Regions from separate parts of the Homo sapiens genome. Here region 1 is linked to region 2. A link is a contact called in ENCODE Hi-C or POLR2A ChIA-PET data. All regions are on one chromosome and are shown on one strand. The core of a region is the stretch at or near the end of the contact, and the rest is flanking DNA. Distances in the headings are between cores, read along the strand shown.

The links. A loop is a pair of places that touch in the nucleus more often than their neighbours do. ChIA-PET counts read pairs that join two places held with the same protein, here RNA polymerase II (POLR2A). Pooled maps may share reads with other maps.
Region 1: a map of Caco-2 shows a loop between it and region 2 (9-fold over the local background). The contact joins two enhancer-like sites. A Hi-C loop is called at or near these places in 26 of 168 maps with a recorded cell type or tissue (A673, Caco-2, GM12878 and 20 more), 25 of 37 single-sample maps with no recorded cell type and 26 of 50 pooled maps. POLR2A ChIA-PET finds 5 or more read pairs at or near these places in 1 of 52 experiments (GM12878).

What each region holds. Positions count from the first base shown.
Region 1 is chr14:32,707,498-32,711,300 of GRCh38, forward strand. All of the region lies in intron 9 of AKAP6 (A-kinase anchoring protein 6), which reads left to right. Among named protein-coding and RNA genes, the nearest start is that of NPAS3, 230 kb to the right of the region's middle. Within about 2 kb of position 1,759, at least 7 of the 41 ENCODE cell types and tissues checked have a DNase peak (open chromatin) inside an H3K27ac peak, as active enhancers do.
Region 2 is chr14:32,574,216-32,578,069 of GRCh38, forward strand. AKAP6 (A-kinase anchoring protein 6) reads left to right here. Exons shown (of 14, transcript NM_004274.5): 5 at 2,905-3,027. Among named protein-coding and RNA genes, the nearest start is that of AKAP6, 250 kb to the left of the region's middle. Within about 2 kb of position 2,061, at least 2 of the 41 ENCODE cell types and tissues checked have a DNase peak (open chromatin) inside an H3K27ac peak, as active enhancers do.

The DNA.
Region 1 (3,803 bases), core at 509-3,008, 130 kb after region 2:
ATAAATATGGACTTAGTAGGCCAAATTTGAGAATGATTGATTATATTTTTTGTTAGACTTCACACTCCACGTGGAGGATTCGTGTTATTTATTGATTATTTATTAATGTATCTCCAGTGCCAAGCACAGTGCCTGGCACATAATAGAAACTCAATAAATATATGTTGAAACACATATTTTCAACAAGGCTTATTCAATAGTTAATTAAACTCTATTAATCAGAACTATGCTATCAATTCATTACTTTTTCAACAAAACAGTCTATTTTTATGCTGTGATAATTGAATGTAAAACTTTATGTTCTTTTATATATAAAACAAAAATTTCTCTCCTGGCAAAACCAAAGTGCAGTAAAGACAGTTCCTAATACCAAGAGTACTCAGGCTTGGCCAGGTTGATATCAGGGAGAAAGAGAAAGTAGTAGGGAAAGAATAAGGCAGAGAGGAAGGGAAGGACAAAGACACCCATGTCTGAGACATAAATGGTACAGAAATCCACAACTAATCACCATAATTCTATGGCTAGTCTCCAGCCTCTCAAACCATAGTATTCTCTGGTGTATTCTTGAATATTTAGATACATACGGGTATGATTATTTATACATGTGAAGGTAACATGTGCTGTGCAAATGTGAAACCTAAAAATCAGACAATAGATGTAGGTGAATATCAACAGTAATTAGAAATGGTAGGTATAGAAGCACAATTTGTACTTGTACCATAGTTGGCAGGAGAGTTTATTGACATATTCATTGCAGAAAATTAGATACGACTTCAGATGAGTGTGTGCTTCCGAAAATGTCGTCAGTAAGGGAGTGAGGAAAACAAGAAGGGACTTAGACTTGGGCTGGCTCTTTAGTCCAAGTTTATGATGAGAGGGAGAGACATGTGCACATGTGAGAGAAAGAGAGAGAGAGAGAATGAGCAAGAGAGAGAAAGAGAGAGAGTAAAAGAGTGACTTATCTTCCCAAAGCCGTAGCTAGCTAATTCAGAATATGGAAATTTAAAAATTAAATGTCACTGCTCTAATACCAGGAGAGGGCTGAAACACTTTTGAAACTTTCTCCCACATTTTCATTTTTAAAAAGTATTATACTATTCATAATTTTAAGAAATAATCATATATGGCCATTAGTCATTTTTTTTTACTTAGTGATTAATTGTGAACTTTAATGATTTTAAACAATTAAGAAAATGTTACAAGATGCATCATTTCAAATTAGCATCTGACAGATTTGTAATCACTTCACTTCTTGGCCCTCTTTGTGTCCACCTTGACATCCTTTTGGGTTTACTGTTTTCCCACTGAACTTTGTCCTTCCTCCTTAGCTTTCCTCAGCTGACATGCTGCAGTTTGAAAATATGCATGATAAACATTCCTGTCTGTATGATTTTTCCCTCCTCTTCCTCACTCTCATCTGCCTGGTGGTACTAAAGACCCATTCTGTGAAGTAATGTCTTATAAACCAGGAGCCAAAATCCTCATGTTAACTTAAGTATAAATGAGTCTCTAGGGTTAAGCTAATTGAAATATTTTCTGTAACTTGGAAATACCGCAAAAGAATTCAAATTTGGCTAGCATCTTATAATCCAAGTTTTGATGATAGTTTCACTAGGCTCCATCCGTCCAAGTTTGGGTTAGAAAAAGAAATAAAGTATGGAAACACTGTCAGAAGCCTTTTCTGTTTACAAAAAGATCCAGGGATACCATGAGTAATGCCAGAAATCTCATGTGACAGCCAGCTCTTGTGGGAGTTTTGAGCTCACCAAGTTCAGGAAATAGTTCCAGAAAGCTGATTGGAGCATTGGAGCACAACGATTTTTTTTTTTAATCTGAAGTGAATAATTGTGTTCCCCGTCTGCTGTCCACACTGCTGCTCAGAACTATACCCTGGTGGGGTGGACATCTCCCCAGTGCTAGGTAATATTTGGCACTCAGTAAATACTTTCTGATTTGAATCACCTACTTAATGATTCTTCTCCTGAATATTCCAAAGTTGATCTCTAAGAGATTTTGTACAGTTATTTAGTTCCATGGAAAGTGAGAATTTCAGTGGTGTTCCAGGACTGCAAGTACCTTGAAAAGACCTTCATTTCATTCCTTCTCTTTCAAGGATTGTTTTTATCCATTCCATATAGGAGAGAATTTGTCCTCCATTAAAGATCTTTCCAGAGGGAATTCCACAGCCTTCCATTAAAATGTTTAACTCTCCCTTTCCTGAAAGTCTTCTTATTTCTAGTGTAAATCCTCTCTGTTGGTGGTATTAATTGTCAAATCAGCCAGAATCCATGCTCTGTAACTAGCTCTTCTGTTTTCTGTATAGTCACATTTCTCAAGCTTTTGCAGTTTCAAGTTAGAAAATTTTTTGGTGCTCAAAACTGGTTGGTGAAAAAAATTTTTTTAAGTCATTTATTTCAGTTTTGTCTACACTCCATCTAACTGAAACCACTTCCATCCTCTTTTGTAGCAGAAAATATGCTAATATTGAAAGACTGCTGGTAAATCCATATATCTGAGAGGCTTTAACAAGCTCCATGGATTTCTCCATCAGGTTTTTCAACTATCTCTTATTAACAGTTAATAAAATAGTTCATGGATGGTTTGGAAGACGACTGTAGCTTTTCTGAGATGGTATGACTTACAGTATATGCCTTTAAAAAAATTTAAAAAGAAAAAGAACATGACATAAAAAATGGACCCAAAAAAAAAAAAAAACCTCTTCCATTTAGGGACAGAGCTACTTCTTCTCCCAGTGGATGCGTAATATATTATTTATGTCGGAGTGAGCATTGTGTTTTTGGCTCACATTCCATTTGGAGCATACACAATATGACAGTTTCCTTGGCTTATTGTTGTATATGTGGCTATCTATTTTTAATACATTGCTTTTGTCTCTTTTTCATGCTTGCTTACATCTGTTGTTATGAAAACTGACATAAAGTTTTTAAACATAAAAGAAGTGATGGAGAAAAAGATGTTAAGAGACACACAACATTTCAAGGGAACATGAGGTGGAGAAACAGGAGCAGAGTCACTACTGAGGGAAACCGAAAGCAGCCTCTGCAAGATAAATGGGAGGGAGGTTGAGAACAAGGGTGCGCAATCACAGACGAAAAAAAACAGCCATGGCGCTACACAAAGCGTTTCTAATGAATGAGGCTTAGTGCCTTTTCCTCCAGATCATTGAAACATTTTAGGCTTCCGTTGTTAAACGTAGGAAGTAGGGATAATAACACCTACCTTGAAAGATTGTTGTTAGGATTCTATGAAGTAATGTATATAGGGGCTTCACCTGGTCCTTGGTAAATAGTATGTGCTCAAAAGATAAAACAGAATCGGGGCTGACAACTATGACCTGCAGGTCACATGCAGCCTACCACTCATTTTTAAAAGAAAGTTTTGTTGGAACACTGCCAGGCACATTCATTTATGAAATATCTATATCTGCTTTTACGCAATGGTAGAGTTGAGTAGCATGAACAGTGACCATGTGGCCAGCATGCCTAAACTATTTACTATCTGCCTCCTTACAGAAAATGTTCGCTAATCCCTGGTATAAATAATAACTATTATGGCAACGCTTTAGGAATATCCATTATTGTACAGACTTGAATGGTTTCCCAATTCAATTTTCTATCTGCTATATTGCAGTAATATCTGTTGATTATGATCCTCTTGCCCCAGGTTCTAATTTTCCTTTTGTAACAACCCAAACTCTGTTTTGCTTGCTTTTCAGTGTAACATTAAATGATTAATTGGTTCATGTCACCACCAGGTGGCCTCCTATACTCTGTTGTGCTTCT
Region 2 (3,854 bases), core at 811-3,310:
GGCAAGAAAAGAGATAGGAAATGTGCAACAAATAAAAAGTTGTGAGGGTGGGATATAACTCAGAAGAAACCCAGAGAGAATCCTTGAGAGGACTCCTGTTTCCCCTATATCAGACAGCCTTGTTTTGCTATCTGGCTGGGATACACAGAGGTGCCATCCGGAAATGTTCACCCAGGACCAATGGGTTTTGTCTAATCTGCATCTCACAGATTTCAGCTAACTATGTAATCATGGTTCTGTTAGGAAACCTGACACATTGTTTAGTGCTTTTTGGCTAAGACTAACTTTTATGATGAAGCAACCATGCACTGACATACACACACAGGTTATTTGTGTTTGTTTTTGAAGGGGAGAAGATAGTGCATGGTTTTTTAACTAGTTACATTTCAAATAACGTCTTTCACTATTTATCTTCTTGGATTTAACCACTTGTTCCCTAAATAATATACTTTCTGACTTAATTTTCTCCCCAAACCAATTTATATGTACAGATATAACAACACAATTCTAAATACAATAGTAAAAACTGTTTAATGCTGCAAGAAGTATAAAGTACTATTTTCATCTCCCATTTATAAACCATCTAAATTCTGCTTTTCTGACTAGCATCCACAGATGACAGACAATACTTCTGTAAGTCCATCTGGTCAGCAAAGGGTCTCTTAAGTTTTCACGAAAATTTTAATTATGAGAGTATCGAGAATTAGGACTGGAGTTCTAACAGACTCTGCCCTTATTTCTGCTCACAGATTTACTGTACACATCTGAAGGGATCTATGGTAAACATCAAGTCAGATATGAACCTGTGAAATATTCTGATCCCTAGGTAGTCTACCAGATAAAGGAGTTTAGGAAATAACATTTTGAACACATGGGACACTCTACTGAGAAGACTGAGCTTGAGTAAGTGTAACTTCGATATTAAAAGAGTCAAGTATTTGGGAGGAAATGAAAAGCAAAGCAACTCTCAAATTTATGCAAATGCAGGAAAGGCGAAAGAACAGACAAACTGATACCCTGAAGATAGGAGAAGGGGCAAAATGAATGATCTTGCATGGATTCTTGGCATTTGGAAAGAGTTGCAATATGAGAAAATTAGAAAAAAAGGCTGAGTTTGGTAGATCACCAGAAAATTCACTTAGTAAGGGAATACATTGTATGAAATTTCTGAAACCTTCTCTGTTGGACATATTTTCACCTCACCTGGAAGAAAATCTTCTGAGTGATGACCAACAGAAACCTCAATGATGTTGTCAATCAGTTTAGGGTTGGAGTCTAGGACTGGAGGAATGTTAAACTACCATATAGTTCCCAGCTCAGCCAATTGCAATTGTGTAGGTCTCAGTTTGTGATTATGATGTCTCTAAGATGATATTTCTCATTAGTTTTATCAAATCTAACCAATTGGGATAGATTTTTGAAAGAATATAAATGAGAAATCTTGCATTTGTGAAATCTGGTTGTGATATGTATCCCTGGGTGTGACTCTCCTTGGAGACTTGGTACAATAGAGAGATTTTCAATAGGAAAAGCTTTTGGAAACATGTATGAATATGGGAAACCATATGATGTACCACTATGTGGGATGATAGACTGAGCTCTATCTAAACAGGTTGGCAACACACCAGAGCATGGCAGTATGGTATGATCTGACTCTATGGGACTCTGTGCCCACATCTCTGCTTTGTCCCCCTCTAATAAACAATTTGTGTTCCTGAGTGTTATTTGTTTTTTTACTTACCACTCTCCACAATTCCATTTTCTCTTTTTCTCATGATTTTTTTTGAGGTAATCTAATTGCTTGAATTAAAGGTTTATGAATCTTAAAATATTATCTAGGAAAAACCCTAATGGCAAAACCTAGCTTGTGATAAACATTATAAAAAATATTTACTTTTACCTCTTTCCACTTCAGTGTCAGGACATCCTCAGTTAAGCATTAAAAATATTAATCAAGATTATTTGAAAGGCACATCTGAAGAATGGGTTAAGTTTAATAGGGAAACGGCATCTCAACCCATTCCTAGTTATGTGTGGAAGCCTGCCCTTGCTCCTTATGACCTCCAGGTGGTGCTGTTTACCCAGACACGGAAAGCAGGAGCCCAGCCCCATTTCTTTCACTTAGGTTTGCAGTTGGGCTTTCATATTTTCAAAATATTTTCTGTTTCTACAGATGTATACTTCTAAATGGCCAATAAAATTTTATAACCACTATTTGAAAAATTGCAAGGTTATTGTGATTTGTGCTTCCTAGCCAAGAATATATCTTTATGTCTGTACATACCCGAAGTCAAGTATTTATGTTTGTTCATTGGTCCCACTTTCTACGCTTCCTTCCTTTGTAGCACACAGGCTCAGACACAGACATTTGGGCTGTGGACAGAACTCGTCCAAGGACCTGTAAATACTTATGTAATTTTGAAATATATTTCTAGTTCAGCTATGGCAACTAAACTCCACAGGCTTCTGGGTGAAGAACAACATCTTTACAGGAATGCCAATCCCTGTAAAGGATTTGGCAATCCCCCAAAGCCAACGAGTGTTCCTAGCAGACCTGACCTGATTTTTTGGCAGGGGGATGCTTGTCAGACACCAGAAATGTTTTGATGTTTTGAGGTCACCCATACAGTGACACCCCACAATCCAATCCAAATTCCTCAGAAAAGTGATTCTAGAGAAAAACTGAGAGGGAAGCATTGACAGTTTCTTTCCCATTTTGGTAAGAGTTCAGGTCCAGGAATAGTGGAAATTCCATTACAGCAAAGATGAAACTAGGATAGGAGTGCGGTGGGATCGATTTGATCATGGATAAAATTTGGAACTTTTAATATTGGCTTTTTACAGAATAACCAACTAACATGCCTTTCTTGCCCCTTTTTTTCCCCTTTTCTTTCCTTTCACAAGGGGTTTGTAAACAAACTGGATGAATTCATTCAATGGTTAAATGAAGCCATGGAAACTACAGAAAATTGGACTCCCCCTAAAGCAGAGATGGATGACCTTAAACTGTATCTGGAGACACACTTGGTAGGCAAGATTGTGTTGTTCTTGCTGTCAATAATCAAAGGATTTTAATGTACTGCTTGTTTGTTTATGAGAAATATCAATTTTATTTATCAAAGGTTACTATATGTCAATGAAACCAAATTTTAATGGGTCACAGAAGATGAAAATTTACAGGCATTTCAAGTAATACTATGAAACCTAAATCATCTCTGTTTCAAGCTACCTTTTCAAAGCTTTTCCTGGAAGGATAAGTAATTATTTAAAAATACCTTAGAAAATTTTATTAGACCCTTGTTCTCTAAAGCAGCAACTGAAGGTTTTCCCTTTCTTAAAAACAAATAAATGAAAGAGATGATTTTGATGACCATTCTAAGCTTTCTAGAATTCTTGTAAAATTAATGAACCTCTCATTATCAAGAGGGTCTACATTATCTGTTCTACACTGGGTTATTTTAATAAAATATTTAAAATGATGATCTCCATCATTTTTGCTGCTATGTGGGTTTTTCAGCATATAATTAATACAACTGTCATTACACTCATCCCTGTGCATAGAGAAAACCATGGAGGGGAAGTGGAAAACACTCAGATGAATTTGCTTCTGAATGTTAAAAGCAAGAATTATAGACTGGGGGACATTCGATGAACCTCGTGGGGTTTTTACTGAATGCTTCAAATGGCCGATATCAATTATGAAGGGGTGGAAACTAAGTAGTGGAGTGTGATAAAGCATGAAGAAAAAGCACGTGTCATAGGAAATGAAAATTCAAGCTGTAAGGATCTCATCTTTATTCCTTTCACTGATAGCATAAAATTGACAAAGGCAATGAACATGAATCCTTGGGTAC